Regions from separate parts of the Homo sapiens genome. Here region 2 is linked to region 1. Evidence: read pairs that join two places in POLR2A ChIA-PET (ENCODE). Cell type or tissue: HepG2. All regions are shown on one strand. Links, peaks and the distances in the headings refer to the core of each region. The heading gives the core; the rest is flanking DNA.

Region 1 (5,386 bases), core at 137-5,136:
CTTTTTAAGAGCATAATACTTAAGCTTCATCACCCTACCACGACCACCACCACTACCAAAGATTCTGTTTTAGGAAGTCCAGCAATCTGGTTTTTGTTCTATTGTTAACAAAGCTCTTCAGTCATTGTCATGTGCAAACCAGCTTTGAGAACCTCAGACCTTTTAAAGGTAAGGTGAGAAAGTCTTGAATTTGAAGAAATTGTATCTGCAATCTGCTTCTAGGGTCTCGTTATAGAGAAAAGTGTTTTTAAAATTGTCAGGAAGGAAAATTTAATATTTAACCCTTTCTCCCTCCCAGAATTTGAACCTCCCGCTCCCTTTGTCACTCGCTTTTTGAACACAAGAGCAATGAAGGAAACCTTTAAGAGCTACATGGAATTGCTTGTTAGCATTGCCTTGGACCCTGACACAATGCAAGCCTTAGAGAAGAGCAATGGTACAGTCTTCTAAGTAGTACTTCCTTGGTAGTACTTCCTGGAATTAAAAAAAGAAATCTTGTCTGTTAGTTATATGTTTATATGTGACTTGTGTAATATATACCTATAAATTGTCAGTTAAATATATAGCATCTTAATTCCATAAAATGGTCATATCTTTTCATGCATTCTCTGAATATTTGAACTTTTATTGCTTTCTACTCATGGGAAAATTGTATAGCTTCTAACCAGTTTCTTCCAATTCTAGAATCTAATCATCCTCATAAATAGTTTACTAAGTGTTAGTATTACATGAAAGGTCTGTATGTCAGTATATTTTATTTTCCAATAATTGGAAAGATGAACCAGATAAAAGTGGCATAAAGATTAAAATCATATACTTGTATCTTTTGTAAAAGATACATCATAGCAATTATTTTCTAATCAGTTAAAATTAGTATTAAACCAGTAAATGCACTGGGTTATACCAATTAATATTATTCCTTTTAGTTATTTGAGAAATCTCCATACTGTTTTCCATAGCAGTTGCACTAATTTACATTCTCACCAGCAGTCCCAGTACTGAGTATCTACATAAAGGAAAATAAATAATACCCAAGAGACACCTGCACATGTGTTTATTGCAGCACAGTTCACAACTGTAAAGATATGGAAAGTGCCCATCAGCCGATGAGTGAATAAAGAAAATATAGTGAATACTATTCAGCCATAAAAAAGAGCAAAATAATGTCTTTTGCAGCAACTTGGGTGGAACTGGAGGTCATTATTCTAACTGAAGTAACTCAGGAATGGAGAACCAAATATCACATGTTCTCACTTATAAGTGGGAGCTAAGCTATAGGTACACAAAGGCAGCGTGGTATAATGGACATTGGAGACTCAGAAGGGGAGAGGGTGAGAAAGGGGTAAGGGATGAAAAACTACTTATGGGGTACAATGTACACTACTTGGGTGATGGATGCACTAAAATCCCAGACTTCACCACTATACAGCTCATCCATGTAACCCAAACCACCTGTACCCCTAAAGCTATTGAAATTTTTAAAAAGTTTTTTTTAAAGAAGAAAATAAAAGGTACAGTAAGAATATGGCATTATAGTCTTATGGAACCACCATTGTATATGTGGTCTGTCATTGTCAAAAATGTCATTATGCAGTGCATGACTATATACTGTTTTATTATGTTCACATACTTAGACATATATTCTAATTTAACCTTAAAACAACTTAGACAGCCATTTTGTGGATTAAGACAGGTTCAGAGAGGTTAAGTGACTTGCTTAAGGGCCCACAAACTTGAAACTGGCAGAGAAAGGATTAAAATTAAAGTCTTCTAATTTCTGGTCTAGTGCTTTTCTTACCACCTAATCAGAGACAGTAACCTGTATATCAGTCATTTTCAAGTAATTAGGAGCTGGAAGGGACTTTAGATATTACCTAGTCTGAAACATTTATTTTGTAAACTAAAGTTCAAAAGAGATTAAAGTTAAAGAACAGGTTAGAGGTTGAAGAACCATGATTAAAACTCAGCTAATCCCAGGTCAGCATTTTTGCTATTAAATGTTATATTCCTTGCATCATAAAATATGCTTCTCTTTGTAGTAGTCATTTCTGTATAGTTGTATTTTGAAAGATTTTTAAAAATTGCTTATCAGTGTTTTCTGATTTTTCTCTAAGGGGAGAAAATTTTTTAAGATTATTTTTAAATCACAAATGTTTAAAACTTACTTTTGTAGAATGTAAATACAGTATTAGAACAGATTGAATCACTAATAGAAAGACTATGTAAACAATCATTTTACTTAGCTGTGAAACTTGTGACCTGGATTCTGGGTTGTTGTTTTTTTTCAGAAGGTTATTAGAGGCAGTTAGTATTATAAAATATAATAAAGTACTATGCTGGTAAATTAAGAAAGAATCTAATAATCTAAAATGTTTAATGCTACACCAAAACTAATTATATTCTAAAAGTACTTTTCTTAATGGAGCTTAAAGTTCAGAGTGGTGACACTGAAAGCCAAAAGCTTTGAATAGGAATCTTTGTCATAATTTTACTCTCCCCTCTTTTTCTAAAATAACTATTTTGATTCATATTTTTGGTACTGGGTTTTGATCATTTTTCTTCCCCTACTTTTTCTTTGCTTCAAGTTAAAGTGACTTAATATCCCTTGGTCATACTCAGTGTTTTGTTAGATCAGTTTGTATTTTGTAATTGTTCAGATTGTTCAGAGGGTAAATGAGGTCTGGAGGAATTAGGCAGCTTGCCTATTCGTCACATAGCTGCCACATATCAGTTCTATTCAGTTAAAATCCAGTTCTAGTTTATCCAGCAGTTGTAGTTCAGCTAAAACTTAGAACTTTGGATCCTCATGTAGTGCTCATCCCATCATCATACTGAGCTGCCTCTTTCTCACTTGCTACTATAAACCTACTTTTCAAGTTAACCTTTGTTCAGAAAGCTTCATGTCCAATTTTTTTGCAATCAGTATTTTACATATGCCAATGAATTTAGTGTATTTTAATATATAAATGTTTTGAGAAAAAGTTGGATTTTTTTCAAAAATATTTATTGATAGTTTATCCTGTTAAATTATAATGTTGTTTCAGATGAGCTACTTTTACCTCATATGAAAAAAATAGATGGCATGCTAAATGATAACCGAAAGAGACTTCTTTTGAATCTTCATTTGGATCAATCATTCAAGGTATTTCCTTCTGATGACTTATTAGCAAAACTCAATGGCAGTCATAGTCTTAAGTATAATAGGAAGGAAATTTATGAAAATTATTCACTTACAACATTTTTCACCTAATGAAAATTTGGCTTTTATTCATTGTAAGTCCATTTAGTTTGTCTGCTTAGTGTTAATCACTTGCTTTTCTCCACTTAAATTTATTTTTTAGGCATTTATAGTTATCTATTATATCTTCTATAAAATAATTTCCAAATGTTCTTTTAACGCTTTTCAAAATTTTTACATTTTGTCTGTAATTAAAATTAGCTTTTCCTTAGCACAGTTATCAAAATTCACCGTACTTGCCTCATTTATTCAATATCAGAGGAAACGCTGATTTTTATAAGGGTAGGAAATGTATATAATTCTATATGTTAATATATCTTGGCAATATAAGTTGGTTTTGGTGTTATCAGAAATATAGAAAAAGCTAATCTAAACTCAACTCAGATAATTTTTCATAGAAGCTAACTTGGTAGTTTAAAAATTTCTAGCTTTTTTTCTTTTCTTTTCTTTTTTTTTTTTTTTTGAGACAGAGTCTAGCTCTGTCATCCAGGCTACATTGCAGTGGCACAACCTTGGCTCGCTGCAACCTCTGCCTCCTGAGTTCAAGCAGTTCTTGTGCCTCAGCCTCCTGAGTAGCTGGGACTACAGGTGCCCACCACCACACCTGGCTAATTTTGGTATTTTTAGTAGAGACAGGATTTTACCATGTTGGCCAGTCTGGTCTCGAACTCCTGACCTCAGATGATCCGCCCACCTTGGCCTCCCAAAGTGTTGGGATTACAGGCGTGAGCCACTGCACCCGGCCGAGCTTTTTATTTCAGTTGGAGAAAAGGCATGCAAATTTATTAACGTGCACATGGGAGAGAATCACAGAATGATTACTCCGTAGCCTTTCTTATTCAAAGTATAATATCACATCAAGAATCATTTGGTTATATCTACCTTAGGGAACATTTTTTAATTGATGGTAACAATATTATACATTTGTATAACTTGTTCACATCCCTGTTTTATGTGAACTCCATGTAAAAGTGAGTATTGACTTCATTTCAATTAGGTGAAAACTGAGGCCATTAGATTGCATTCAAAATTAAATGACACAAAACTATCATAGTAGTCATGTATTCTTCACTGCCATGTATTCGCAGGAAGAAAAAAAATTTAGAAGCTAGTAAGAAATCCAGTACTAAGAATTTGGTCTCCTGACTCCTAGTCCAGTTTTTGTTTGTTCGTTTTTGTTTTTGAGATGGAGTCTTGTTCTTTCGCCGAGGCTGGAGTCTAGTGGTGTGATCTCAGCCCACTGCCATCTCCACCTCCTGAGTTCAAGAGATTCTCCTGCCTCAGCCTCCCAAGTAGCTGGGTCCACAAGCATGCACCACCACATCTGGCTAATTTTTGTGTTTTCAGTAGAGACAGGGTTTCACCATGTTGGTCAGGCTGGTCTCGAACTCCTGACTTCAAGTGATCCGCCTACTTCCGCCTCCCAAAGTGCTGGGATTAATAGGCATGAGCCACGGCACCCAGCCCTAGCCCAGTGTTTTCTGCTTAACTGCTGCCTTTAAATAAATGAAATATTCTCTTGTGAAATACTATATTTTGTGGAGACAAGGGAACATTTTTAGATAGGTGTTTTCTAAAGATTTACTAAATCTTAAAAATTACCAGGTTTGGCTAATCACTGTTGAAATGTCAAACCAGTTCTCTAACAAGATTTCTAATTCTGTTATTAGTTATTAATTTTGATAATTGTCATATAAAGCAATTTGCTTTTTTTTTTTTTTTTTTTTTTTTGAGACAGACTCTCGCTCTGTCTCCTAGGCTGAAGTGCAGTGGCGCGATCTCCGCCCACTGCAACCTCCTCCTCTCCTGCCTCAGTCTCTGGAGTGGCTGGGATGGCCTGGCTAATTTTTGTATTTTTAGTAGAGACAGGATTTCACCATGTTGGCCAGGCTGGTCTTGAACTCCTGACTTCAAGTGATCTGCCTGCCTCTGCCTCCCAAAGTGCTGGGATTACAGGTGTAATCCATGCCCAGCCTTAGCAATTTGCATTTCAAAGCAAAATTACATAATATTAAGAGTTAGACTGATCTGAAGTAAAATATTACAAATAGTAGAGAAAGAAAGATTTTTCTGTTCTTTAGAAATAATTAGTGTGCTTTCCTATGTTGATCTTGGTGATGTTAGGAGTCCTGAAGCTTTTTCAAGGTA
Region 2 (5,386 bases), core at 255-5,254, 66 kb after region 1:
ATTAAAAGCAGTTTTTTTCTTTTGGCTAAAGTGAATGGGAAGACGGAAATAGCTTTAGAAGCTACCCAGCTCCTTCTAAAGCTTTTAGATTTCCAAAATAGAGAAGAATTTAGAAGACTACTGTATTTCATGGCTGTTGCAGCAAATCCTTCTGAGTTTAAATTACAGAAAGAAGTAAGTCTTTTGTTTAACTGTTAGTTGTATTTAATATCCTTAATACTTACAGGTTAAGTATTAGATTATTCCATCTTCAGCATCAAGTATGCTGAAATGTATAATAGCTATTAATATTTAATATTCCCTTTTATATTAAACTTGTCTCTTAAATATATACTATTGGATATATTTGTTTTATTTTTATAGAGTGACAACCGAATGGTTGTGAAAAGGATATTCTCAAAAGCTATTGTTGACAATAAAAATTTATCCAAAGGCAAAACAGATCTTCTGGTACTCTTTTTAATGGATCATCAGAAAGATGTTTTTAAGGTAAAATTGTGAAAGTAGTTAAATTGAGCTTATGTAATAGATCACTAGATTAAAATGCATTTGAATAATGTCCCATGTCCCTTCTTTTTCTTAAGATTCCTGGAACTCTACATAAAATTGTAAGTGTTAAGCTTATGGCCATACAGAACGGAAGAGATCCAAATAGAGATGCAGGTAATCTGAGAAATATTATTTTCATGATCTTCCAAAGACAAATTTCAGGTGTTTTTTGAAAATGTTTTGCTATAAGTAGTTGGACTTTAATTTCAACCAAATTTAAAACATTCTCCTCAGAGTTATTCATACAAAGCAACTTTACAAGTGTTAGAAAGTCAGCAGTGCTTACCATCTTCAGTGCATATTACAAAATGGGGAAGAAAAACATAAAGACAAGAATATTGCTTGATTTTTCTGCTTAAATATGAGGAATTGAGTCATTAACTGAACTTTTTACTTTTAAACTTTAAGGATATATTTATTGCCAGAGAATTGATCAACGTGACTATTCCAACAATACAGAGAAGACAACCAAAGATGAGCTGTTGAATTTACTAAAAACTCTTGATGAGGATTCAAAACTTTCTGCCAAAGAGAAGAAAAAATTGCTAGGTCAATTCTATAAGTGTCACCCAGACATCTTTATTGAGCATTTTGGAGACTGAGTTTTTAATATCTGTATATAAGTTGTGTATTTTAAGAATAAATTATGTATCCTAAATATCCAATCACATTTGTAAGCGTGGAAGCTCTAAATTTGAAACTGTACTTAATAAAAATTTTTTTGTATAACTTCGTGTGTCAGAAGCTATTAGTCATATGGTGTATTGCTGTTAAGTACTTGAGTTGATTTATAATTACTGTGCTCAGTGCTTTATAGAACATAATAGAGATTTAGATGACATTGCAGTATTTATATAAGAAAGCATTAAACAGTAAAGAAAACGATAATTACATGTTAATAGGAGTGGGGTTTGTGTTTTGAAAGGTACTCCTTAAAGATGCAAGATAGAAACTTAGGTTATAATAAAAAGAATTTGCTGATTACCTTAAGTTGTAGACAAATCAGAAATCAGACTGTCCTAATGCTTCCGAAAACAAAATTTTTTAAGCTTATTGTGGAAAATTTCAAACATACATGAAAGTGGAGACAATAGAGTAATGAACTCTTGCTTGTACCCATTAACTAATACTGCCAACTGCCAACTCATGGCCAATCTTGTTTAATCTGTACCCTCCCTCACTCCTCACTCATCCCAGCAAATTTCAGATATCATATCATTTCCTCTATAAAATGTCAGTGTGTATGACAAAAAGGAACGTTAAAAAAAAAACATGAAACCATTGTCCTTCACATAAACCTACAACTCCTTAATATCAATCAGGTTTGCAGTTAGTGTTGAAATCTTATGATGATCTCAAATGATTTTGACAGTTTATTCAAATGGAGATTCAAATAATGTCCATAAATTGCAATTGGTTAGTGTGTTTAAGTCTCTCTTTAAAAATCTGTAAGTTCTGTAATCCCAGCACTTTGGGAGGCCGAGGCAGGCGGATCACGAGGTCAGGAGATCGAGACCATCCTGGCTAACACGGTGAAACCCCCTCTTTACAAAAAAAAAATACAAAAAAATTAGCTGGGCGTGGTGGCAGGCACTTGTAGTCCCAGCTACTCGGGAGGCTGAGGCAGGAGAATGGCGTGAACCCGGGAGGCGGAGCTTGCAGTGAGCTGAGATGCACCACTGCACTCCAGCCTGGGCGACAGAGTGAGACTCTGTCTCACAAAAAAAAAAAAAAAAAAAAAAAAAAAAAATGTAAGTTTGGCCAGGCACGGTGGCTCATGCCTGTAATCCCTGCACTTTGGGAGGCTGAGATGGGCGGATCACGAGGTCAAGAGATCGAGACCATCCTGGCCAACATGGTGAAACCCCGTCTCTACTAAAAATACAAAAATTAGTTGGGCGTGGGGGCACGCGCCTGTAGTCCCAGCTACTCAGGAGGCTGAGGCAGGAGAATCCCTTGAACCCAGGAGACAGAAGTTGCAGTGAGCCGAGATCGCACCACTGTACTCCAGCCTGGTGACAGAGCAAGACTCTGTCTCAAAAAAATAAATAAATAAATAAAAATGTAAGTACTCCTTTCTCCTTCCACCTTTCCCCTCTCTGTCTTTTTGTCTGTGTGTATGTCTCTATTGTTAAATAAACTTGGTCAGTTGTTCTTGAGTTTTCCTCAGTCTGAATTTTTCTGATGACAAGTCTGGGCTGTCCTTTATCATGTTCCTTTGTATCCTATAGTTCTTGTAAATTGGGCATTAGAGCTAAAGTTTTTAATACCTTTTTAACCAAGTTAATCATTATTTGGAATGAGTGCACTGTGAAGATACACAGGTGACCTTTAAACACCACAAGTTTGAACTGCGCAGGTCCACTTGGATTTTTAAAAACAGAAGTTATACAAAGTGTGCTTGCCTCTCCTGCCTCTCCTTCCTCTCCTTCCACCTCCTCCACCTCTGTGACCCCTGAGACAGCAAGACCAGCCTTCCTCCTCCTCTACCTATTCAATGTGAAGATGACAAGGATGAAGACCTTTAGGATGATCCACTTTCACTTTGAATAGTATATATTCTCTTCCTTGTGACTTTCTTAATAACATTTTCTTTTCTCTAGCTTACTTTAAGGTAGGAATACAGTATTTAGAGCAGACACGGTGGCTCATAACGGTAATCCCAGTACTTTGGGAAGCCGAGATGATTGCTTGAGACCAGCCTGGGCAATGTAGAGAGACCCTGTCTCTAACACCCCACCCCAAAAAAAGAAATTAGCTAGGCATGGTAGCATGCACCTGTGGTACAGCTCCTTGGGAGGTTGAGGTGGGAGGATCCATTTGAGCCTGGGAAGTTGAAACAGCATTGAACCATGATTATGCCACTGCACTTCAGCCTGGGTGAAAGAGCGAGATCATGTCTCAAACAAAAAACAAAAAACAAAAAACACTCTATATATAATGTAACATACGAAATGTGTGTTAATTGACTGTTATTGGTAAGACTTCTGGCCAACAGTAGTCTAATAAGTTTTAGAGGAGTCAAAACTTATATGTAGAATTTTGATTGTGCAGGGGGATTGATGCCCATAACCCCCACATTGTTCAAGGGTCAACTGTATTTGATAAATAGACAAGCAATATAATACAGTTTGAAGTTGTTCATCCTAATAGTAATAGAGCCAAAAGATTAAATACTGAATTTTGTCTTTTAACTGACTTTAATGAGAGGTAGGGAAAACTGAAATGATGCACCAATATGTTAGTATGTCAGTAATGTTTTTTTTTCCCCCTTAGGTATAACTGATAGTGCCTAGTCTAAGTAGATAAAGGTTGAGGACTAATATCTATAAAATACCTATGATACCAGTTCTAATAACTCAGGGAATAACTCCGTTTTTTTGGATAGGTAAGAATGGAAGGGCTGGGCGTGGTGGCTCACGCCTGTAATCCCAGCACTTTCAGAGGCCGAGGCAGGTGGATCATCTGAGGTCAGGAATTTGAGACCAGCCTGACCAACATGGTGAAAACCCGTCTCTGCCAAAAATACAAAAATTAGCTGGGCGTGGTAGCGGGTGCCTGTAATCCCAGCTACTCGGGAGGCTGAGGCAGGAGAATCTCTTGAACCTAGGAGGCGGAGGTTGCAGTGAGCCGAGATCGTGCCATTGCACTCCAGCCTGGGCGACAAAACAAGACTCCCTCTTAAAAAAAAAAAAAAAAAAAAAAAAAAAAAAAAAAAAAAAAGGGGAAGGCAGCTCTCTTTACAGTGAGGGGAAAAAGAAGATAAGTTTATGATTTAAATGTGAGAGGAAGTTTTCAGAAACAAGCTACTGGAACTGTGGTGAGATCAGCACGGTGGGCAGAGCAACCGTGTGCTATCTGATTTGTAACCTTTATTTTGCACATAATTGAATAGCATATTTATTTGACAACCTTCAGGGGAAGGCAGAACTGCTTAGTTACATTCATGCTTCTAGGAGAAGCAACATTCTAATAGAATGATAATTTCAGGGAAAATATACTAGTAAAATCAATTTACCTTAGGCCTTATAAGGAGGATAAAAAGAAAAATCGATCATGTTTACTGCAACCATTGTCAAGGTTTTAAACTACAGGTCCAGTGCTACCTTGAAAGCCTTGGGCAACCCTCCTCAGTCACTAGAACTGTTGATTATCTTTTGCTGTGTGCTCTCATTCATTCACCCATGACGCCTTCTTGGGGACCCATTCCCACATAGACACCTAATGCCTAGTTGACCGTAAGTCTTGCCATCATCCTAGCAGAGTAGACCAAGGTTGAGCACCTGATCCAAGGGCAGCTTCCCTGGAGGCTAATGAGACTAACTTTGTTCAAAAATCAGTTTGGCCAATCAAATTCTATATAGGTAAATTTAAATTATGAGGCGCGTCAATTAAGAAAGTACAGAAACCAGCCTGTAGCATAAAGAGTGGAATGGACTACAGCAAGCAGAGATGTGACAAGAGGGATCCTGTGTGTACAGGAGCAGTAGCCGACCTCTAGAGTGGCTGCCACCTTTCTCCCTCCAAGTCCTATGTCCTTGCAGTGAACTCCCTTTACCTTAACGTAATTTGAATTTCCAGTCCTTGCAGCCAAAGATCAAAATGGAATGTGTCTATATGTATTTTTTGAATATTGAAACAGTACAAAACATTAAAAGATTACAAGTGAAATATCCCAAATTAAATCAGTGATTTTGGTATTGTTGCAGTATCCTCTCCAGGTGGAACTTGAGTATATTCATTCACTTGCTCCTAACCAAGTGAAAATTGGTTATATTAACCTTTTTTTTTTTTTTTGAGATGTAGTCTCGCTGTCTCCCAGGCTGGAGTGCAGGGG

Evidence for each region. Peaks named below come from ENCODE experiments on the same cell type or tissue, not always from the same donor. Only the 100,000 strongest peaks of a DNase experiment are listed, where the experiment ranks them.
Region 2: POLR2A ChIA-PET joins it to region 1 with 11 read pairs; 10 of 35 experiments call an interaction of 5 or more read pairs at or near these places.

Annotation. Positions count from the first base shown.
Region 1 is chr11:32,966,002-32,971,387 of GRCh38, forward strand. QSER1 (glutamine and serine rich 1) reads left to right here. Exons shown (of 13, transcript NM_001076786.3): 9 at 299-436; 10 at 3,045-3,142. All of the region lies in intron 2 of LOC105376615 (a long non-coding RNA gene), which reads right to left. Among named protein-coding and RNA genes, the nearest start is that of DEPDC7, 47 kb to the right of the region's middle. In HepG2, for the core only: no CTCF peak of the experiment used is centred there; no DNase peak of the experiment used is centred there.
Region 2 is chr11:33,032,305-33,037,690 of GRCh38, forward strand. DEPDC7 (DEP domain containing 7) reads left to right here. Exons shown (of 9, transcript NM_001077242.2): 6 at 32-174; 7 at 364-489; 8 at 585-663; 9 at 958-1,278. The coding sequence ends at 1,151. Among named protein-coding and RNA genes, the nearest start is that of TCP11L1, 4.6 kb to the right of the region's middle. In HepG2, for the core only: no CTCF peak of the experiment used is centred there; a DNase peak (open chromatin) is centred at 2,897; H3K4me3 peaks cover 405 bases.